Linked DNA regions of Homo sapiens: region 1 is linked to region 2. Evidence: chromatin loops called from intact Hi-C (ENCODE). Cell type or tissue: endothelial cell of umbilical vein. All regions are shown on one strand. Links, peaks and the distances in the headings refer to the core of each region. The heading gives the core; the rest is flanking DNA.

Region 1 (12,020 bases), core at 2,012-10,011, 90 kb before region 2:
GCTTGCTGGAGTATTGAAAACATGCCTCAACACACACAGAGTTTGTCAGCAAATGCTGGGAAACTTAATGGTCTAAAGCATTTAAAAAGATCACTTTTTAATTTTTTAAATCATTTTTTTAAAAATATGGAATAATTCACGAATTTGTGTGTAATCCTGGCACAAGGGTCAGATAATCTTCTCTGTATCATTTTAATTTTAGTGTATGTGCTGCCAAAGCAAGTAGACGTCTAGGAATATCTCTGTCCAGTTATTAGCTGACCACTGAGATAACTAAGCAAAGTCTTCAGTGGTTGCACAGAACAAAGAACACAGATTTTACAAAGTCCAGAAAAGTCACTAAACAAACACCAGCAGCAACAAGCAACAACAACAGCAAACCCCAGGGAGTGGGGAGAGAGGAATCTGATTTCCAGAAGTGCCATATTGTTTAATTTAATTTTTTTTTCTTTTGTAGAGACAGAGTCTTCCTATGTTGCCCAGGCTGATCTCAAAGTCCTGGGCTCAAGTGATCCTCCTGTCTTAGCCTTTCCAAGTGCTGGGATTACAGGCGTGATCCACTGCACCCGGCCATAAACTATGATGTTTGCCAGGCTAGGTGTATTGAATGCATTTTGACTTATGATATTTTCAACTTAAAATGGGTTTATCAAGACATAATTCTATTGTAAGTTGAGGAATATCTGTATATGCATAATGCAAATCCCAGAAGGATAGGATTGAGAAGAGGGGGAGAAAGAATATTAGAAGAAATAGAGGGTGAAAACTTCCTGAATTCGATTTAAAAAATATTAATCTAAATATTCAAAAAGTTTGATGAACTCCAAGTACGATAAACTAAAAAACGATTAACAGCTAGGCACATGATAGTCAAAGTGTTGAAAGTCAAAGAGAATCGTGAAAGTAGCAAGAAAAGTGTAACTCATCACATACAAGGGACATTCAATAAAATTAACAGTTGAGTTGCTATCAGAAAAAATGGTCACGATCCAGTTTTCCCAGCACCATTTGTTTGCAAAGGCAATTCTTTCCCCCTCAAATTGAAACACTTGTCAAAAACATAAGGGCTTACTTCTGGACTCTTGGTTCTATTCTATTGATCTAATGTCTATCCTTATGCCAGTACCACACTGTCTTGATTACCGTAGCTTTGCAGTAAGTTTTAAAACTGGGAAGTGTGAGACCTCTAACTTGGTACGTCTGTCTTCCAGATTGTTTTAGCTATTCCAGGTTTCTTAATTTTCATAGGAATTTTAGGACCAGCTTGTCAGTTTTTGCAAAACTACAGTCAGAATTTTGATAGGAATTGTGTTGACCCTGTAAGTAATTTTTGAGACAATTGGTATCTTAATATTAAGTCCTGGGCATGGTGGCACATGCCTGTAGTGCCAGGTACTTTGGAGGCTGAAATAGAAGGATGATTTGAGTTCAGATACTCAAGTCCATCCTGGGCAACATAGTAAGAACTTCATCTCTAAAAACAAAAACAAAACCCACAACATTAAGTCTTCTGATCCATGAATATGGGACGTATTCCCATTTATTTAGGTCTGTGATTTCTTTCAACAATGTTTTGTGGTTTTAAATATACAAGTCTTGCAGTTTATTTGTTTATTTATTTGAGATGGAGTCTCTCTCTGTCCCCAGGCTGGAGTGCAGTGATGCAATCTCAGCTCACTGCAACCTCCGCCTCCGGGGTTCAAGCCATTCTCATGCCTCAGCTTCCTGAGTAGCTGGGACTATAGGCTCACGCCACCATTCCCAGTTAATTTTTTTGTGTTTTTAGTAGAGATGGGGTTTCGTCATGTTGCCCAGGCTGTTGTTGAACTCCTGACCTCAAGTGATCCACCCACCTCGGCCTCCCAAAGTGCTAGGATTACAGGCATGAGCCACTGTGCCCAGCCAATCCTATTTCTTTGCATGTCTCATAATTATTTCTTGAAAGCTGGATTTTTTTAAAAATTATTATTATTATTATCATTATTTGAGACAGAGTCTTGCTCTGTCGCCCAGGCTGGATTGCAGTGGCGTGATCTTGGCTCACTGCAAGCTCTGCCTCCTGGGTTCATGCCATTCTCCTGCCTCAGCCTCCCGAGAGCTGGGACCACAGGTGCCTGCCACCACACCTGGCTGATTTTTTGTATTTTTAGTAGAGACGGGGTTTCACCGTGTTAGCCAGGATGGTCTCAATCTCCTGACCTCGTGATCTGCCCGCCTTGGCCTCCCAACGTGCTGGGATTACAGGCGTGAGCTGCCACGCCCGGCCAAAAACTGGACGTTTTAGATAATGTATTTTAGCAACTCTGACACTTGATTCCCCCAACTCCAGTCAGGGGTTGTGGTTACTGTTGTTTGCTAGGTGATGTATTACTTTGTGACTGGGCTGAACAAGTTTCACCACTACGATCCTCATCTCACACTATGCAGACTCAGATGTCCCTGCTCAGATTTTTTCTTCCTGTTTTTACCTTTTAACTTGGCTACCTAGGGGTCGCCCCTGGGTCAGCATAAGCCACTTAATGGTTAAAGATTGTGCTTGGCCAGGCACGGTGGCTCATGTCTGTAATCCCAGCACTTTGGGAGGCCGAGGCAGGAGGAGCACTTGAGCCCAGGAATTCAAGACGGGCCTGGGCAACACAGCGAGACCCCATCTCTACAAAAAATAAAACAAATTAGCCAGTCATGGTGGTGCATGCCTGTAGTCCCAGCTACTCAGGAGACTGAGGTGGGAGGATTGCTTGGGCCCAGGAGTTCAAGGCTGCAGTGAGCCATGATCATGCCACTCCATTCCAGCAGCCTGAGTGACAGAGTGACACCTTGTCTCTCTCTCAAAAAAAAGTTGTGTTTAAGCCCCTTGGCCAGTTAGATTTTTGCCCTTTCCCACTGGACGTGTGTGTGGCTTGGAGGCTGCTATCACCATTCAGAGAATTTCCCCTTTTGCCCTGGTCAGTCAGGAACTGGTAGCTTGGCATTCTTCCTGTGATTTCTCCCGAGAAGGCGCAGCTTTGGGCAGGCAGCCTTCCAGATGGCCGGGGATGGCTCTGACGTCATCTTTAAGCCTGGCTTCCTAGGAGTCACCGCTGTGCCAGAGCGGCTTATCGTTTGTTCCGTGCTGGCCACAGCTTATGCTAAGCCCCTGGTACCTGTGACAATGGGTCTGGGTGCGTGTGGGGAATGTTTTGGGTCTACTCCAGGTGTTAATCTGATTGCTTCGAGTGGGTGCTGCCAAGCACAGGTCCACAGAATTCCTGACCACCTCCCCCCAGTTTGTCTATGATCCCGTGGAGATATTCTTGGCTCTCTCTTTCTCTCGTTCTCTCTCTCTCTTTTTCTTTTTTTTGGAGACAGAGTCTCGCTCTGTTGCCCAGGCTGGAGCGCAGTGGTGCGATCTTAGCTCACTGCAACCTCTACCTCCCATGTTCAAACGATTCTCCTGCCTCAGCCTCCGGAGTAGCTGGGACTACAGGTGCATGCTGCCACTCCCAGCTAATTTTTGTAGTTTTAGTAGAGATGAGGTTTCACCACGTTGGCCAGGGTGGTCTTGAACTCCTGACCTCAGGTGATCCGCCTGCCTTAGCTTCCCAAAGTGCTGAGATTATAGATGTGAGCCAATGTGCCTGGTCTTAAGTTTCTTTATAATCAATGGTCTCTTCAGTGCACTTTTTTTTTTTTCGAGATGGAGTCTCTCTCTGTCACCCAGGCTGGAGTGCAATGGCATGATCTTGGCTCACTGAAACCTCCACCTTCCTGGTTTAAGCAATTCCCCTGCCTCAGCCTCCCGAGTAGCTGGGATTACAGGTGCATGCCACCACGCCCAGTTAATTTTTTTGTATTTTTAGTAGAGACAGGGTTTCACCATGTTGGCCAGACTGGTCTCAAACTCTTGACCTCAGGCAATCGGCCCGCCTCAGCCTCCCAAAGTGCTGGGATTACGGGCATGAGCCACTGCGCCCGGCTTCACTGCCCGTTTTTATGTCAGGGATTTGTTGGCGAGACTGAAGCCCCTGTCCTACAGAATGTCCCGCATTCTGGATATAGCCAATTGTGTTCCTGTGGTTTCACTTAACACAAAGATGTGAATATTCTTGTCTCTTTTACTTAGAACTAGAGGAAAATCTGTTTGGGCAAGACTTCTGTGATTCCCATAGGTCAGAGGGTGTGTGTATTTTTTTCTCTTTTTTTTTTTTTTTTTTTGAGACAGAGTCTTGCTCTGTTGCCCAGGCTGGAGTGCAGTGGCGCTGTCTCGGCTCACTGCAATCTCCACCTCCCGGGTTCACGCCATTCTCCTGCCTCAGCCTCCCGAGTAGCTGGGACTACAGGTGCCCGCCACCATGCCCGGCCAATTTTTTGTATTTTTTAAGTAGAGACGGGGTTTCACTGTGTTAGCCAGGATGCTCTCAATCTCCTGACCTCGTGATCCACATGCCTCGGCCTCCCAAAATGCTGGGATGACAGGCGTGAGCCACCGCGCCCGGCCGGGTGTGTGTATTTTAGATTTTGACTTGTGCTGCTGAAAAGGTTGCACTAATGTACAGGCCTCTAACCCTGTATGGAAATGCCGTTCCCACCCCAGCCATAAGCAGAATCAACCCTTAATGTGATCTTTTAATATTTTTAATAGAGACAGGGTCTTGTTCTGTTGTCCAGAACTACTCCTGGGCTCAAGCGATTCTCCCACCTGGGCCTCCCAAAATGATGGGATACAGGCATGAGCCACCACACCCGGCCTACTATGATCTTTTAAAAATTCTTGGGCCCGGCGCCGTGGCTTACGCCTGTAATCCCAGCACTTTGGGAGGCCGAGGCGGGCGGATCATGAGGTCAGGAGATCGAGACCACCCTGGCTAACACGGTGAAACCCCATCTCTACTAAAAATACAAACAATTATTTAGGCGTGGTGGTGGGCACCTGTAGTCCCAGCTACTCGGGAGGCTGAGGTAGGAGAATGGCGTGAACCTGGGAGGCGGAGCTTGCAGTGAGCGGAGATCGCGCCACTGCACTCCAGCCTGGGCGACAGAACGAGACTCCGTCTCAAAAAAAAAAAAATTCTTTCAGTTTTTCTGAGACAGGGTCTCGCTCTGTCACCCGGGCTGGAGTGCAGTGGCATAATTATGACTCATTGCAGCCTTGACCTCCCGGGCTCAAGTCATCCTCCCACCGCAGCCTCCCAAGTAGCTGAGACTACAGGAGCGTCCCACCATGCCCAGCTAATTTTTATTTTTATTTTTTTGAGATGGAGTCCTGCTCTGTCGCCAGGCTGGAGTGCAGTGGTGCGATCTCGGCTCGCTGCAACCTCCGACTCCCCGGTTCGAGCGATTCTCCTTCCTCAGCCTCCGGAGTAGCTGGGATTACAGGCGTGCGCCACCATGCTCAGCTAATTTTTGTATTTTTAGTAGTGACAGGGTTTCACCATGTTGGCCAGGATGGTCTCAATCTCCTGACCTCGTGATTCGCCTGCTTTGGCCTCCCAAAGTGTTGGGATTACAGGCGTGAGCCACCGCGCCCGGCCAGTGATCATTTTTAATATGTGATAATTCTATTTCTGGCCACAAGAGGCCACCAACTCCCAGCATGTTGGACCCAAGGGGACCCTCCTAGGCTGGCTGACTTGGCATGGGCTCCCCTCCTGGGAGGCGGGAATGGGACTATTGTTCCGGGAAACACCTCAAGTCCCGTGATCAGGACTAGAGGAGTGGGGCGGACAGGGCAGGATTGGACAAGAGGCTGCACATGTCAGAGAAGGGCCAGGCTGAATTTCAGACCTGGTGGTCAGCTCCTGGAAATTCGAGCACTGAACCCTTCTGTGATTAAAAATGCATGGTAGTTAAAGCTGCCGGCCATCGTTATGGCAGCAGGTGTGCCTCCGAACACACTTCTTCCCCCCTCTGCTATGCACGACAGACATACACACACACACACACACACACACACAGTACAAAGATGTGGAGATGTGGCCTCTCTCTTTTTTGTTGGTGTAGTTACGTATATTTTCAGGTGCTTTTTTTTGGTTGATTGAAGTATAATTTACATACGGCAAAATTCACCTGTGTTAGGTGTATAGTTCTATACATTTTTTTTTTTTTTTGAGATGGAGTCTCGCTGTCACCAAAGCTGGTGTGCAGGGCACAATCTCAGCTCACTGCAACCTCCGACTCCCAGGCTCAAGCAATGCTCTTGCCTCAGCCTCCTGAGATGCTGGGATTACAGGCACCTGCCACCACACCTGGCTAATTTCTGTATTTTTAGTAGAGACAGGGTTTCATCATGTTGGCCAGGCTGGTCCCGAACTCCTGGCCTCAAGTGATCCACCCACCTGGGACTCCCAAAGTGCTAGGATGACAGGCATGAGCCACCTCACTTGGCCTGTTGTGGTTTAATTTGCAATTCCTCGTGGTCAGTAATGTTGTGCATGCTTTCCTGTGCTTATTTGCCATCCGTATATCTTCTTTGATAAAGCGTCTTTTCAACACTGAGTGCATTTTCTTTTTTAGAGGGGGAGTCTTCCTCTGTTGCCCAGGCTGAAGTGCAGTGGCGCCATCATAGCTCACTGTAATCTCACAGCGCTGTGTGCACAGCTGTGGTCCAAGCTACTCGAGAGGCTGAGGTGGGAGGGTCGTCTGGGAGGGTCGTCTGGCCCCAGGAAGTTGACGCTGCAGTGAGCTGTGATTGCGCCACTGCACTCCAGCCTGGGTGACAGAGCAAGACACCATCTTAAAAAAAAGAAAAAAAAAAAGGCTAGGCATAGTGGCTCATGCCTGTAATGCCAGCACTTTGGGAGGCCGAGGTGGGTTGATCACTTGAGGTCAGGAGTTCGAGAACATCCTGGCCAACATGGTAAAACCCCGTCTCTACTAAAAATACAAAAATTAGCTGGGCGTGGTGGCGCATGCCTGTAATCCCAGCTACTCGGGAGGCTGAGGCAGGAAAATCACGGAACCTGGGAGGCGGAGGTTGCAGTGAGCCGAGATCATGCCACTGCACTCCAGCCTGGCGACAGAGTGAGACTCGGTCTCAAAAAAACAAAACAAAACAAAAACCAAAAACAACAAAAAAGAAATCAATGATTTTTTTTTGTCAATAATAACCAAACACTGGAAACAGCTCAGGTGTTGATCAACAGCAGAAGGATTCAACAAACTATGGGGCACCTATGCCCTAGAAAACCACCTGACAATAAAAATAAGTGAACTACTGATGCCCACAACTTGCATGGATCTCAAACACGTTCTAAGGAATCTAGAATGATTCCATTTCTAAGAAGTTCTAGAATAGGCAAAGCTAGTCAGAACAGGCAGTGAAGATTGAGTGGAACAGGCATGATGGAACTTTCTGCGATTCTTTTTTTTTTTTTTGAGACAGGGTCTTGCTCTGTCACCCAGGCTGGAGTGCAGTGGTGCAGTGGCATGATCGTAGCTCACTGCAGCCTCGACCTCCTGGGCTCAGGTGATCCTTCTGCCTCAGCCTCCCGGCTAGCTGGGACCACAGGCACGCCACCACACCTGGCTAATTTTTGTAGTTGTTCTAGAGGCAGGGTCTTGCCATGTTGCCCAGGCTGGTCTCGATCTCCTGGACTCAAGTGATCTGCCTGACTCAGCCTCCTGAAGTGCTAGGACTGCAGGCGTGAGTCACCACACCTGCCCCATCATTTTTAAAAATGCATTTCAAAGTAGCTGGCAAACATCACGATAAGCACTTCAGCATGCATACTATTAACTAGAGTTGAATATGTGTTTACCGCTTCGTTTTTGGCAGGGGAAATTTACACGGTGCAATGCATAACTTTTGAGTGAACGTTCACTGATGGTTAACAAATGCAGACACATGTGTGAGCCAAAGCCCTTTAAATATATATAGAATCAGCCGGGCGCGGTGGCGCATGCCTGTAATCCCAGCACTTTGGGAGGCCGTGGCGGTGGATTACCTGAGGTCAGGGGTTTGAGACCAGCCTGGCCAACATGGTGAAACCCCGTTTCTACTAAAAATACAAAATCACCCAGATGTGGTGGCACATGCCTATAATCCCAGCTACTCAGGAGGCTGAGGGAGGAGAATCGCTTGAACCCAGGAGGCAAAGGTTGCAGTGCGCCGAGATCACGCCACTGCACTCCAGCCTGGGCGACAGAGTGAGACTCCATCTCAAAAAAGGCAAAAACAAAAACAACAGCAACAACTATATATATATATTCTGGCCAGGTGTAGTGATTCATGCTTTGAGAGCACTTTGGGAAGCAAAGGGGGTGGGTGGGAATGGCTTGAGGTCAGGAGTTTGAGACCATCCCAGGCAATGTGGTGAAACCCCATCCCTAGTCGAAATACAAAATATTAGCCGGGGGTGGTTGCAAGGCAGCACCACTGTACTTCAGCCTGGACACAGAGTGAGACTCTGTCTCAAAATTAAAGAAAGAAAAAAAAAGAAAAAAGGATGGATGAATGTATCAAGGGATAGATACATGACAGGACAAATAGGGTAAGATGCCAGTAGTAGCATCTGGGAGGTGGCCGTACATGTGTTCATGATACAATTCTGTTAAACTTCTCTGAATGCTTGAAAAAGTACAAGATAAAAATGTTGGCAAAATTAACTGTCAGTGATTTATCTTTCTGTCTTTTTTTGTTTGTTTCTGTTTCAGAGACAGGGTCTGGCTCTGTTGCTGAGGCTGGAGTACAGTGGCATGATCATAGCTCTCTGTAGCCTCAACCTCCTGGGCTCAAGTGATCCCCCTGACTCAGCCTCCCCAGTAGCTGGGATTACAGGCGTGTGCCAACATGCCCAGTTGATTTTTAAAATTTTTTTGTAGAGGCTGGGCTCGGTGGATCATGCCTGTAATCCCAGCACTTTGGGAGGCCAAGGTTGGTGGATGACCTGAGGTCAGGAGTTCGAGACCAGCCTGGCCAACATGGTGAAACCCCGTCTCTACTAAAAATACAAAGGAAAAAACAAAAGAAAAAAAAATCAGCCAGGCGTGGTGGCATGCGCCTGTAACCCCCAGCTACTTGGGAGGCTGAGCCAGAAGAATTGCTTAAACTGGGGAGGCAGAGGTTGCAGTGAGCAGAGATCACACCACTGCTCTCCAGCCTGGGCAACAGAGCAAGACTTCATCTCAAAGAAAATTTAAAAAAAAAAATTTTTTTTTGTAGATATGGGTCTTGCTCTGTTGCCCTGGCTGGTCTCAAACTCCTGGGCTCAGGGGATCCGACCCCTTCAGCCTGCCAAAGTGCTGGGATTACAAATATGAGCTACCTTGCCTGGCCTGATTTCTCTTTCTTAGTAGTACCTAAGAGAAACATGCATCTTACAGGTGATGGTGCCCTAGATCTAATGAAATATGGTGTTATTTTTAAGCTCAGCCAGGACGAGTGCAGTGGCTCACGCCTGTAATCCCAACACTGGGAGGCCAAGGCGGGTGGATCACTTGAGGTCAGGAGTTTGAGACCAGCCTGGCCAACATAGTGAAACTCTGTTTCGACTAAAAATACAAAAATTAGGTGGGCATGGTGGTGCACGTCTGTAAACGCAGCTTCTGGCAAACCTGAGGCATGAGAATCGCTTGAACCCAGTAGGCAGAGGTTGCAGTCTGCCGAGATTGCGCTACTGCACTCCAGCCTGGGTGACAGAGAAAGACGACTCTCTCAAAAAAAAAAAAAAGATACAAAGAAAAATAAAAGAAGCTCAGCAGCCAGGAACCTAGGCACTGCCCTCAGTGGCCACCACCTGCCCATTTCCTTTGAAAACTCTGGACTCTGTCTCCTGGAATCTGCATTCTCTGATCCCCCCAAGTCAACGTGGAACCAGCTCCTGCCCTAGATGGCAGCACCACCTTTTCCCAGCACCCATGCCACACCCTCCTGTGACACTGAGTGTGTGGTTCCCCTACTTCCTTCCCTCCCCGGCACCTGGAGGACAGAGGCCAGACCCCTTACTCCAATTCTAGGAACCAGAGGGACTCCAATCGCACCACACTGCTGCATGCCGCTGAGCCTTTGTGGGTGCTGGTGTTTTTGTTTTGTTTTTTGTTGTGGTGTTTTTTGAGACAGAGTCTCTCTCTGTCCCCCAGGCTGGAGTGCAGTGGCGTGATCTGCAACCTCTGCCTCCCAGGTTCAAGCATTCAAGCGATTCTCCTGCCTCAGCTTCCCAAGTTGCTGTGGGGACTACAGGCACGCACCAGCATGCCTGGCTAATTTTTGTATTTTTAGTAGAGATGGAGTTTCACCATGTTGGCCAGGCTGGTCTCGAACTCCTGATCTCGGGTGATCCACCCACCTTGGCCTCCCAAAGTACTGGGATTACAGGCTTGAGCCACCATACCTGGCCTGCTCTTGACCTCTTTTATTGTTGTTTTTGTTGTGTAGATCAAGCCACGACATCACTGGGTAGCTGTCAATCCATTAGGAACACCGCTAGGTCTATTTCCCATTGCCACTGATTGCTTGGGGTTAGGACGCCATGGTTCTCATTCCAGCGTTGCCACCCGTATGATCAGTGTATTTCTCTCACCTCTGATGGCTAAGTGCTACCTCTTAGAATTTATTTATTTATCGTTATTATTATTTTTTCAAGATGGAGTCTTGCTGTGTCGCCTAGGCTGGAGTGCAGTAGTGCGATCTCTGCTCCCTGCAACCTCTGCCTCCCAAGTAGCTGGGATTACAGGTGCATGCCACCATGCCTGGCTAATTTTTGTATTTTTAGTAGAGACGGGGTTTCGCCATCTTGGCCGGGCTGGTCTCGAACTCCTGACCTCGTGATCCACCCACCTCGGCCTCCCAAAGTGCTGGGATTACAGGTGTGAGCCACCCCACCCCGCCTATTTATTTATTGAAATGGAGTCTCGCTCTGTTGCCCAGGTTGGAGTTCAGTGGCATGATCTCGGCTCACTGCAACCTCTGCCTTCCGGGTTCAAGCAATTCTCCTGCCTCAGCCTTTTTAGTAGCTGGGCTTACAAGCACCCACCACCACGCCCAGCTAATTATTGTATTTTTAGTAGAGATGGGGTTTTGCCATGTTGGCCAGGCTTGTCTCCAACCCCTGACCTTGGGTGATTCATCCGCCTTGGCCTCCCAAAGTGTTGGGATTACAGGCGTAAGCCACCGCACCTGGCCAATTTTTGTACTTTTATTTTATTTTTATATTATATTATTATTTTTTTTCTGAGACAGAGTCTTGCTCTGTTGCCCAGGCTGGAGTGCAGTGGCATCATCTTGGCCCACTGCAACCTCTGCCTCCCAGGTTCTACCTTTCTCCTGCCTCAGCCTCCCAAGTAGCTGAGATTACAGGTGCCCGCCACCGCATCCTACCTAATTCTTGTACTTTTAGTAGAGATGGGGTTTTATCATGTTGCCAGGCTGGTCCTGAACTCCTGACCTCAGGTGATCCGCCCCCCTCAGCCTCCCAAAGTGCTGGGATTACAGGCATGAGCCATTGCGCCTGGCCAACTCCGCATTTTTAAACAAAGTTTTCTCTTCCTTAACCAATTAGAAATAAAAAAAAAAAATCTTTGAATCCACCTATGACCTGTAAGCCCCCACTTTAAGATATCCCACCTTTTAGGGCCAAACCAACGTATAGCCTCCATACTGATTTATGACTTTGCCGTAACCTCCGCCTCCTTACCTTTAAAGACGCCTACCTGCAAGCCAGCAGGGAGTTCTGGATGTAAAGCTGCCAGATTCTCCTTGCTTGGCGCCCTGCAAATAAATGCCCTCTTTTTTCTCGCTGCAAACCTTGGTGTGGGTGGTTGGCCTCACTGTGCCAGGCATCTGGACCCTGTGAAGGTCAGTCCTTGCTTCCTCTCACTGATTTTTTTTTTTTTTTGAGACAGGGTCTCACTCCCTTCTCCCAGCTGCTGGAGTGCAGTGGCACAATCATTGCCCACTGCAGCCTCCACTTCCTGGACTCGGGTGATTCTCCCACTTCAGCCTCCTGAGTAGCTGAGACCACATGCATGTGTCACCACGCCCGGCAAATGTTTTGTATTTTTAGTGCAGGCAGGGGTCTTGCTATGTTGCCCAGGCTGGTCTCAAA
Region 2 (12,020 bases), core at 1,940-9,939:
TCCTAGTGAGCTGCAAGATCTTTAAGGTGTTTCTGTGAAAATTTCACCAGGGCAATGTAAACTGATAGCTTACCTTTTACAGGTGCAGTCAACCCCCTGCCCACCAGACACAAATGCATATCTGATTGCTCCCCTGCCCCATTTTGTCTATGTTATCTTATGTAAAAAAAAAAAAAAAAAAAAAGTACAGGCCAGGCACGGTGGCTCATGCCTGTAATCCCAGCACTTTGGGAGGCTGAGGCGGGTGGATCACCTGAGGTCAGGAGTTCGAGACCAACCCCAGGCAACATGGTTAAACCCCGTCTCTACTAAAAATACATATATTAGCCAGGCGTGGTGGTGGGCACCTGTAATGACAGCTATTTGTGAGGCTGAGGCAGGAGAATCGCTTGAACCCGGGAGGCGGACGTTGCAGTGAGCTGAGATTGTGCCACTGCACTCCAGCCTGGGCAACAGAATGAGACCCTCTTTGGGGGCGGGGAGAAACAGATTCACTGAACCAGACAACAGGCATGAATGACTATTTTTCCTACCTCCTTCTTACATGAAAATTGTGTACTTCTCAATATCTCGCCCTTTCCCCTTTAATGGTGGGGTCTCAAAATTACTTTTGGAGAAAGACATAGACCTGTCTCCCAGGTGTGCATCGTTAACTTTGGTGAATAAACCTCCTAAAATAATTGACGCTTGTCTCATCATTTTTCTCGATTGACAATCTTAGAGATATTCAGGTATTTTTCTTAAATTCCCCGAATTGTTATAAGCCTTTGGTTAATTTCTAAAGTTATGGAGAAGTTGGTTTTGACCATTTTTGCCAGGATTTGTGTGACTTTTATGGAGGAGGAGATTTTCAGTTATTTTGGAGTTTTTTTTTGTTTGGAGATGGAGTCTCCCTCTGTTGCCCAGGCTGCAGTGCAGTGGTGCGATCTTAGCTCACTTCAGCCTCCGCCTCCCAGGTTCAAGCAATTCTCCTGCCTCAGCCTCCCAAGGAGCTGGGACTACAGGCGTGCACCACCAAGCCTGGCTAATTTTTGTATTTTTAGTAGAGATGGGGTTTCACCGCATTGGCCAGACTGGTCTCAAACTCCTGACCTCATGATCTGCCTGCCTCAGCCTCCCAAAGTGCTGGGATTACAGGCGTGAGCCACTGCGCCTGGCCGATTATCAGAGGTGTTTATTCTGCTGTTCTGGAAGTGATCCTGCCTCCCAGCTTACCTTTGATTCAGCAAATGAAAAAACTGTAAATGCAATACTGTGTTTTTGCAAAAATATTGGCAAAAAATTTGTAAGTTTCTAACCAGCCTGGTAGAGGTGAGAGGTTTTCTTGCATGCAGTTGGTGGAAGGTAATTTGTCAAGCTTTCTGGAAGGAAATTTGGTACTTGTCCCTACAAATTGGAATCCTGAATTTCCTGTTTGATGGATCCCCTTGGGGCAGAGACTCCACGGAGTTAGAGAAGGAGCATTTTCCTCCCAGGCCTGAGGGCAGAAGGAGGGCGTTTGCGGAACAAAAATTAAGATTCAGGCCGGCGTGGTAGCTCACGCCTGTAATCTCAGCACTTTGGGAGGCCAAGGCAGGTGGATCACAAGTTCAGGAGCTCGAAACCATCCCAGCCACCATGGTGAAACCTTGTCTCCACTAAAAATACAAAAATTAGCTGGGCGTGGTGGTGGGTGCCTATAATCTCAGCTACTCAGGAGGCTGAGGCAGAAGAATCGCTTGAACCCGGGAGGCGGAGGTTGCAGTGAGCCGAGTTTGCGCCACTGCACTCCAACCTGGTGACGAAGCAAGACTCTGTCTCAGGAAAAAAAAAAAAAAAAAAAAAAAAATTAAAGCTCAGTGCTCCTGGGAAAAGCAACTACAATTTGTCGTCAGAGGGCAGTGTTTTGCCCTGTTCTTCTGGAGAGAGGCGGGACTTCCTCCAGGTGTGTTCAGGAGTCCCCACAAATGGCTTCAGGAAATTAGAGGCCTGGAAGGCTCCCCCTGTCTTCACAAGCCCAGGCTCTACACTCTGGAGCCAAACACAGCAGCCCAAGAGGGCGGGAATCCCATTCCCATGGGCGGTGCTATTTCTTCCTTCCTTTTTTTTTTTTTTTTTTTTTTTTTTCGGAGACAGAGTTTCACTCTTGTTGCCCAGGCTGTAGTGCAATGGCGCAATCTCGGCTCACTGCAACCTCCGCTTCCTGGGTTCAAGTGATTCTCCTGCCTCAGCCTCCTGAGTAGCTGGGATTACAGGCATAAGCCACCATGCCCGGCTAATTTTTGTAGTATTAGTAGAGACGGGGTTTTACCATATTGGCCAGGCCTGTCTCAAACTCCTGACCTCGTGATCCACTCACCTAGGCCTCCCAAAGTGCTGGGATTACAGGCGTGAGCCACCGCGCCTGGCCAAAGTGCTATTTCTGTTCCCATTCTGTGGACAAATAAATGAGATCTTAATGGGGTATTTGGGGTACGAGCTGGAGGGGTTGCTCTCAGCCAGTGTCTTTGCCTGCAATATTGTCCCCCATTTCATGCACACCCCAATACTGAAACTTACCCCATTGCTCTTGCAGTAGACTGAACATGTTCCCCCCAACATTTATATGTTGAAACCTACCCTCTAAGGTAATGGTATTATGAGACATGGGCCTTTGGGAGGTGATTGGGTGTTACCCTCACGAATGGCATAGTGCCCTTATATTAATAAAAGGGATGGCCGGGTGCGGTGGCTCACACCTGTAATGCCTGCACTTAAGGAGGCTGAGGCTGGAGGATCATGAGGTCAGAAGTTCAAGACCAGCCTGCCCAACATGGTGAAACCCCGTCTCTACTAAAAATACAAAAAATTAGCTGGGCATGGTGGCAGATGCCTGTAATCCCAGCTACTTGGGAGGCTGAGGCAGGAGAATGGCTTGAACCGGGGAGGTGGAGGCTGCAGTGAGCCGAGATCATGCCACTGCACTCCAGCCTGGGTGACAAGAGTGAAACTCCATCTCCATCAATCAATCGATCAATCAATGGGACCCCAGAGAGCTCCCTCTTTTTCCACCACATGAAGACACAACTAGAAGTCTGTGATCTGGAACCCAGAAGAGGACCCTCACCAGAAGCTGACCATGTACCCTGATCTCAGATCTTCAGTCTCCAGAGTTGTGAGAAATAGATATCTATTGTTGATAAGGCAGCCAGTCTATGGGACTTTGTTATGGCAGCCGAGACTGTCAAAGACAGCTCTAGAGGGGCTATGTGTCCAGGAGGGGATGAATCAGTCTTTTACTTCTTCTTTTTAAGACAGGGTCTCGCTCGGTCACCCAGGCTGGAATGCAGTAGTGTGATCTCAGCTCACTGCAACCTCTGCTTCCTGGGCTCAAGCGATCCTCCCACCTCAGCCTCCCAAATAGCTAGGACTACAGGCACGTACCACCATGCCCAGCTAGTTTTTGTAATTTTTGGTAGAGACGGGGTTTCGCCATGTTGCCCAGGCTGGCCTTGAACCTCTGAGCTCAAGTCATCTGCCCACCTCGGCCTCCCAAAGTGCTGGGATTACAGGCATGAGCTGCCGCGCCCACCCTCTCCTTTACTTCTCAGCTGTGAATGTTCTCCCATATCCTCGGACTCCCAGCCTGCTCCCAGGCTTCACAGTCCTATCTGATGAAGTAGGGGAGCACCAGCCACCCCCTTATCTCTCTAGCTCAGTCTATCCCCTCCAGGGGCTCTGGACTTCTCTCCAGGGCAGCCTGACCTAGGGGCGACACAGGAGTTTCCTTGACACTGGTACTATCTCTGAACATCTCTGCCTCCATCTCTGTTTTGAGGCTGGTCCATGGAGTCAATGAAGGGGTCCCCTCCTCTCCCCCAAAACCCTCATCTTAGCTCCTGCTTTTCCCAGGCCCTAAGATCCTGGGGGCAGGTCTTGTAGAGGGGGAGCCCTTGTGGGGGGCTTCAGGTACCCGCACTCTTTAGGAACAGGCACAGGTCTTGATGTTGCAGGCACAGGTCTGGATATTGATGGGAAATTGCGGTCAGAGTGGACAGCACCACCCATTCCCGGCATCTCCCATGATTTGGTCTTCAAGCCTTCACCTCATTCTCTGCCCACCTGGATCTTGTCAGCCCCAGAGAGAACCTGAGTCCAGAGGAGAAGCAGAACCCAGGCCACTGGGCAGTGGCAACCGCACAGACACCGACATCCCTGGGAGAGCCTGAGCCCACCGCCCAGAGCTCAGAGCCTGGAATAAGCAGCCCAGCGAAGAGCCCCGCTCCACCGCCCAGAGGAGCACCAGAGTGAGCTCGGCCTGGAACCCAGAGACCATCTTCAAAATCTCATCCCCAACCTCTCATAAATGCCACCTTGTCCCTGGCCCCCCTGTAATTACTTCAGCCCCTTGTTCCCTTCACAGCAGTAATTTTTTTTTTCTTTTTGAGACAGAGTCTGCCTCTGTTGCCCAGGCTGGAGTGCAGTGGTGCAATCTCGGCTCACTGCAACCTCCGCCTCCCGGGTTCAAGCAATTCTCCTTCCTCTGCCTCCCAAGTTGCTGGGATTATAGGCCAGCACGCCAGGCTAAATTTTTTTTTCTTTTTTTGAGACGGAGTCTCACTCTGTCGCCCAGGCTGCAGTGCAGTGGCGCAATCTCGGCTCACTGCAAGCTCTGCCTCCCGGGTTCAAGCGATTCTCCTGCCTCAACCTCCGGAGTAGCTGGGACTACAGGTGCCCGCCACACGCCCGGCTAATTTTTGTATTTTTAGTAGAGACAGGGTTTCACCGTGTTAGCCAGGATGGTCTCGATCTCCTGACCTCGTGATCTGCCCGCCTGGGCCGCCCAAAGTGCTGGGATTACAGGCGTGAGCCACCGCGCCCGGCCGATTATTTTAATAAGATGATTGAACATCTTCCTTATTAGATTGTAACCCACAAGGGCATTTATGTTGCCTGCGATGTCCCCCGGTCCTAGGGCAGCCCACCTGCTGATGCAGTTCTGAGTGCTGCCACCAGGGGGCAGGGCTGCCTCGCACTTGTCATGGGGACAGCGGCAGGACCCTCAAGAGGGCTTTAACTTGGTTGGGTTCGTATCTGCACCGGGCCATATCTGCACCTGGGAATACTCCACTCCCTCCCTGAGGTGTGAGTGGGGATGCTCCCAGCTCCAGGAGACACAGCTGTGGTGTCGCTGGCCAGGGTGCAGCTTTCTAGAGAGGTTCCATTTTCACACCTCCAAGTTCAGACCTTTTCTTTCCCTCTGCAGACTGGGGCGAGCGACCACCCAGCCCAGTGTAGAGGGGGTCTCATGTCTTACCACTCTTCATTTACACTTTTTTTTTTTTTTTTAAAGACGTCGGGTTAGCTCACCCCTGTCATCCTAGCACTTTGGGAGCCCCAGGCAGTCAGATCACGAAGTCAGGAGATGGAGACCATCTTGGCCAACATGGTGAAACTCCATCTCTACTAAAAATACAAAAATTAGCCGGGCATGGTGGCGGGCGCCTGTAGTCCCAGCTACTCAGGATGCTGAGGCAGGAGAATTGCTTGAACCCGGGAGGCGGAGGTTGCAGTGAGCTGAGGTCATGCCATTGCATTCCAGCCTGGTAACAGAGCAAGACTCTGTCTCAAAAAAAAAAAAAAAAAAAAAAAAAAAGGGACATAGGGTCTGGCTCTGTTTCCCAGGCTGGAGTGCAGTAGTGCAATCACAGCTCACTGCAGCTTCCAGCTCCTGGGCTCAAGCAATCCTCCCACCCCCGCCTCCCAAGTAGCTGGAACTACAGGTGTGCACCACCACATCTGGCTAATTTTTCTATTTTTATTTTTTGTAGAGATGCGGGTCTCACTATGTTGCCCAGGCTGGTCTCGAACTCCTGGCCTCAAGAGAGTCTCCTGCTTTGGCTTCCCAAAGTGCTGGGGTTACAGGCATGAGCCACTGTGCCCAGCCTTCACTCTGACTTTGAACAGGCCTCCTGTTCGCAGCCCACTGCACATCTCCACCCTCTGGCGCATATGCTTCCGCCAATCCCAGAGCCTTTTCCTCTTTGACTCCCCTCCCGAGGAGTGTTTGCCTCTGAAGAACTTAGGCTTCAGGGTTTTTTTTTGAGACAGGTTTGCTCTGTTGCCCAGGCTGGAGTGCAGTTGTGCGATCTCTGCGCACTGCAACCTACACCTCCTGAGTTTAAGCGATTCTCCTGCCTCAGCCTCCTAAGTAGCTAGGATTACAGGCCCCTGCCACCACACCCAGCTAATTTGTGTATTTTTAGTAGAGATGGGGTTTCACCATCTTGGCCAGGCTGGTCTTGAACTCCTGACCTCGTGATCCACCTGCCTCAACCTCCCAAAGTGCTGGGATTATAGGCGTGAGCCACTGCACCCAGCCTGGGCTTCAGCTTTGCTCTACCAGGGGTTGCCATTAGTAATGTTTCTCCTAACACTGTGTGGACGTCTCTTTTCTACCTTTAACTGTATTCATGTTCCCTTTATCTTGGTGGGGTTAAGCCAAAAAAGGGGGATGGGGGCTGGATGCAGTGACTCATGCCTGTAATCCCAGCCAAGGCAGGAGGATCACTTGAGCCTGGGAGATCTAGACCAGCCTGAGCAATATAGCAAGACCCCGTCTCTACAAAATAAAATTAAGAAATTAGCTTGGTGTGGAGTGCGTGCCTGTACTCCCCACTACTCAGGAGGCTGAGGCAGGAGGATCACTTCAGCCCAGGAGTTCAAGCCCAGTCTGGGCGACAGAGCGAGACTCTGTCTCAAAAAAAAAGTCCTCATTGTGGATTGAGTGAGTTGCAGTGGGGATTGTTTGTGCCAAATCAGTTTCTTACAAGCTCCTCAGTAGGTTTCAAGGGAAGCTTCGATGTCACGTCCTTCAGATTGTGGGGGACAGTTGCTGCTTTGGCATGGTGGTTATCATGAGGCAGTGGGATGGAGAGAAACAAAGGCGATGCAGCTGGTCCATATCCCCAGCAAGTACAAGCACGCATAACGGAAGCATTGCAAGCACACATAACCATGCCAGACACATTGCAAGCGCACATAACAGATGCATTGCAAGCGCTGATAACCATGCCAGAGGCACTGTAATCACACATAACCGTGCCGGACACATTGCAAGCGCAGATAACCATGCCGGATGCAGGCAAGCACACATAACCTTGCCGTATTCATTGCGAGCACAGATAATCGTGCGGAGCCATTGCAAGCGCTCATAACCCTGCCGGACGCATTGCAAGCGCAAATAACCACGCCAGATGCAGCCAAGCGCACATAATCACGCCGGACCCATCGCAAGCGCAGGTACCCATGCCAGACGCATTGCGAGTGCAGATAACCACGCTGGACGAAGGCAAGCGCACATAACGGACGCATTGCGAGATTGCAGGCACACATCACCATGCCAGACTCCTTGCAATCCACGTAAGCATGCTAGTTTGGGGGTTGATACCAGCCCCTCTTCCTTTCCTAACTTTGTAATCCCCCAAGCCATAAACACCAGTGTCAGATGCATAGCAATCAAAATCCGTTTTATTATGAACGACACTGAATTGGAGGAAGTAGAGGGACCGGGGCGGAGGCCGGGGGAGACTGACCGCGTGGGTTTCCCAGCACTTTGCACCTGCCAGTCACAGGTGAAGTTAGAAAACCACAAAGGTCTTCTGTTTGGAAAAGCAGAAGGAACTGTGGACCAGGCTGTCCCAGAGAGACCAGCTAGGGAGGGGACAAGGTGTGCTTGGCTCACTCAGCACTTTTGCAGCACTCACCAGCATGGCAAATCCAGGTGAGAAGAAGGTTATGGGACTGGAGACACCCCCCTGCTTCCTGGAAGGCGTGAAAATACCACTCTCCCCCACCCCCGCAAGAGGAGACAGGAGCCCAATACCTGAGGCATTTCTAAATCCCGGTTTCTTTCGCCCAGGCTGGCTGGAGTGCAGTTGTGCAATCTCGGCTCACTGCAACCTCCACCTCAAGCCATTCTCCTGCCTCAGTGTCTCGAGTAGATGGGATTACAGGCACCCACCACCATGCCCGGCTAATTTTCTTTTTTCTTTTTCTTCTTTTTTAAAAACGTATTTTAAGTAGAGACGGGGTTTTGCCATGTTGGCCAGGCTGGTCTTGAACTCCTGGCCTCAAGTGATCTACCTGCCTCGGCCTCCCAAAGTTCTGGGATTACAGGCATGAGCCACTGCACCTGACCCAAATCCCAATTTATTTCTCAATGGCAAAACCTGGAAACCCAGTTTTTGGAAATAATTGAATCCCTGGCACTTCCTTCTCAGATGACTGGGCAGGATGCACCCCAGACACATGGTAAATGGAAACTGGGGTACAGCAAATAGTGACTTTTTTTTTTTAAGCAAAGAGGCCCAGCATGGTGGCTCATTCCTATAATCCCAGCACTTTGGGAGGCCAAGGTGGGAGGATCGCTTGAGCCCAGGAGTTTGAGACCAGCCTGAGCAATAGAGTAAGACCTTGTCTGTACAAAAAATAAACTAGCCAGCATGGTGGCATGTGCCTGTAGTCCTAGCTACGTGGGAGGTTGAGGCAGAAGGATCACTTCAGCCCAGGAGGTGGAGGCTGCAGTGAGCTATGATTGTGCCACTGCACTCCAGCCTAGGAAACACAGCGAGACTCCATCTCAAAATAATAATAATAATAATAATAATAATAATAATAATAATAAAAAAACACGTTACCAGAGAAATATCAACAGCCTAAAAGTCATCAACTGTGTGCTCCAGTGGACTCAGGCTGTGGCGAGGGATGTCTTTTCTGAAGAGTGGAAGGGAGCTGAAGAGCTCTGTACCTTTCAGGTGAACCCAGAGAGAGTCCCAGCAGAAATACCCATGGGGAGAGGGAACCTGCCATTCTGGGGGTCTGAAGGGTGAAGAGGTCCCCTCATTCATTCAAGGCAAGAGCCAGGTCCTCAAAAGGCCATTTTCTAAAGTCTTAAAAAAAAAAAAAAAAAAAGAGAGTCTCACTCTGTCACCCAGGCTAGAGTGCAGAGATGCAATCACAGCTCTCTGCAGCCCCGACCTCCTGTGTTCAAACAATTCTTCCTCCTCACTTCCCAAGCAACTGGGGCTACAGGCATACACCAACATGCCCGGCTAATTTGGAAATTTTTTGTAGCGACAGAGGCGGGGGGTCTTGCTATGTTGCTCAGGGTGGTCTTGAACTCCTGGCCTCACGAGTTCTTCCCACCTTGCCCTCCCAAACTGCTGGAATTACAGTCATGTGCCACCGCGCTGGGCCGTGGTGGGGGGATTTTAAGTTACAGATTCGATTTCTTATGTCAGTTTCAGTAATTTTCTAGAAAGTTGTTGGTTTTATCCAAATATTTAAATTCATTGGCATGGCCAGGCATGGTGACTCACGCCTGAAATCCCAGCACTTTGGGAGGCTGAGGTGGGTAGACCACTTGAGGTCAGGAGTTCGAGACCAGCCTGGCCAACAAGGTGAAATCCCCTCTCTACTAAAAATACAAAAATTAGCCAGGCATGGTGGCACATGCCTGTAGTCCCAGCTACTCGGGAGGCTGAGGTGGGAGGATCGGTTGAACCCGGGAGGTAGAGGTTTCAGTGAGCTGAGATCATGCCACTGCACTCCAGCCTGGGCGACAGAGCTAGACTCTATCTCAAAAAAAAAAAAAAAAAAAGCAAATTAAAAAATAAAAAATAAATTGACATAGAATGTTGATAACATCTTATAGGCTCTGCCATGATGTCTCAGTTTCCCCCTTTCTAATGGGCCGGAGGAGAGGACAGAGGCTGGCATTCCAGGCAGTGGAACAGTGTGAGCCAAGCTCTAGCACAGATGCTGGAACAGCAGCTGGCCCTGCTCGTCTGGGGTTTAGGCAAACGCCGGGGATGCAGAGGAGGGTCCCAGTGCCTGATGGGCATTCACCTTCTGGTAGAAGTAGCTGCCATGTGATTGGGTGGTTTTATCAGCCTGGGGTCACAGAGGCAACCAAAGTGCCACCTAAGCCACACTGTTGCTTGAAGCCAAGGGACAGGGCAGCTGTCACATCTCCTGCAGCCTCTCCTTGCACCATTCAGGGTCCCCCCCTTGCTGCTGATGTCTACACTATGCACATTCACCCAGGCCCAGTGCGGGCTGCTCCACCACCAGCCATACCCACCCCACCTGAGCTCAGCTGATTATCCCAGCCCTGCCTACCCATCACTCCCAGCCCTGCCATCTGCACAGTTCTGTCCTCTCTGAGCCCTCCACCTCAGCCCTCCACATTTTTTTTCTTTTTTTTGAGACGGAGTCTTGCTCTGTCACCCAGGCTGCAGTGCAGTGGCGCTATCTCGTCTCACTGCAAGCTCCGCCTCCCTGGTTCACACCATTCTCCGGCCTTAGCCTCCCGAGTAGCTGGGACTACAGGAGCCCGCCACCATGCCCGGCTAATTTTTTGTATTTTTAGTAGAGACAGGGTTTCAATGTGTCAGCCAGGATCGTCTCGACCTCGTGATCCACCTGCCTTGGCCTCCCAAAGTGCTGGGATTACAGGCGTGAGCCACCGCGCCCGGCCCACATTTTTTTTTTTTTTAAAGAGATAGAGTCTTGCTCTGTTACCCAGGCTGGAGTGCAGTAGCATGATCATAGCTCACTCTAGTCTCAAACTCCTGGGCTCAAGCAATCCTCCTGCCTCAGCCTCCTGAGTAGCTGGGATTATAGGCACAGGTCACCATGCCTAGCTAATTCTTAAATTTTTATGTAGAGATGGGGTCTTGCTTCGTTGCCCAGGCTGGAGTACAATGGCATAATCATAGCTCACTGCAGCCTCCAACTCCTGGGCTTGAGCTATCCTCCCACCTCAGTCTCCTGAGTAGCTGGGACTACAGGCCCCGGCCACCACACCCAGCTTAGTATTATTTTTTATAAAGATGGGGTCTTGCTATGTTGCCCAGGCTGGTCTCAAAATGCCTGGACTTAAGCAATCATCCCACCTCAGCCTCCCAAAGTTCTGGGATTACAGGTGTGACTACCATACTTACCCTTTTCTTTTCTATTTTGACACTGAGTCTCGCTCTATCACCCAGGCTGGAGTGCAGTGGTGTGATCTCGGCTCACTGCAACCTCTGCCTCCCAAGTTCAAGCAATTCTTCTGTCTCAGCCTCCTAGTAGCTGGGATTACAGGCACCCATCACTATGCCCAGCTAATTTTTGTATTTTTGGTACAGACGGGTTTCACCATGTTGGCCAGGCTGGTCTCGAACTCTTGACCTCAAATGATCCACCTGCCTTGGCCTCCCAAAGTGCTGGGATTACAGGCGTGAGCCACCACGCCCAGCCTAACCCCTTTTCTAGATCCTCCCACATCTCCCTTGCTCGGCCACTGAGCCTGCTGAAGGCCAATGTCACCCCAGGCCCGCTCCTCTGGCTTGGCTCAAGTGAAGACCTACCAGAAAATGAGCCTGTGGCAGTGTAGAAATGCCCAGCTATGCCCCCGGCTATGCCCAGGACACAGCAGGCGGAGAAGGTGTCATCACTTTAGCCACAAAGCTTTAAGCAAGAGTGGTTTTAGTCTGGGCACTGTGGCTCACACCTGTAATCCCAGCACTTTGGAAGGCCAAGGCAGGCAAATCACTTGAAGTCAGGAGTTCAAGACCAGCCTGGCCAACATGGTGAGACTCTGTCTCTACTAAAAATAGAAAAATTAGCTGGGCGTGGTGGCTCACACCTGTAATCCCAGCTACTCGGGAGGCTAAGTCAGGAGAGTCACTTGAACCTGGGAGACGGAGGTTGCAGTAAGCTGAGATTATGCCACTGCACTCCAGCCTGGGTGACAGAGTGAGACCCTGTTGAAAGGAAGAAAGGAAAGAAAGAAAGAAAACAAAGAAAAAGGAAAGAAAGGAAATGAGGAAAGGAAAAAAAGAAAGAAAGAAAGGAAAGAAAGGAAGAAAGGAAAGAGAGAAAGGAAAGAAAGAAAGGAAGGAAAGAAAAGAAAAGAAAGAAAAGGTTGTAGACTGGGTGTGCCTGTAATCCCAACATTTTGGGAAGCCGAGGCAGGTGAATCGCTTGAACCCAGGAGTTCCAGGCCAGCCTGGGCA

What was found. Hi-C counts contacts between places; a loop is a spot of excess contacts. Peaks named below come from ENCODE experiments on the same cell type or tissue, not always from the same donor. Only the 100,000 strongest peaks of a DNase experiment are listed, where the experiment ranks them.
Region 1: it touches region 2 in a loop (4-fold over the local background); 6 of 110 quality-filtered maps call a loop at or near these places.

What each region holds. Positions count from the first base shown.
Region 1 is chr7:5,168,263-5,180,282 of GRCh38, reverse strand. It overlaps the pseudogene RNU6-215P. Among named protein-coding and RNA genes, the nearest start is that of WIPI2, 16 kb to the left of the region's middle. In endothelial cell of umbilical vein, for the core only: no CTCF peak of the experiment used is centred there; a DNase peak (open chromatin) is centred at 5,622.
Region 2 is chr7:5,078,572-5,090,591 of GRCh38, reverse strand. No RefSeq gene overlaps it. Among named protein-coding and RNA genes, the nearest start is that of RBAKDN, 13 kb to the right of the region's middle. In endothelial cell of umbilical vein, for the core only: a CTCF peak has its summit at 4,969 (motif pointing right); a DNase peak (open chromatin) is centred at 4,981.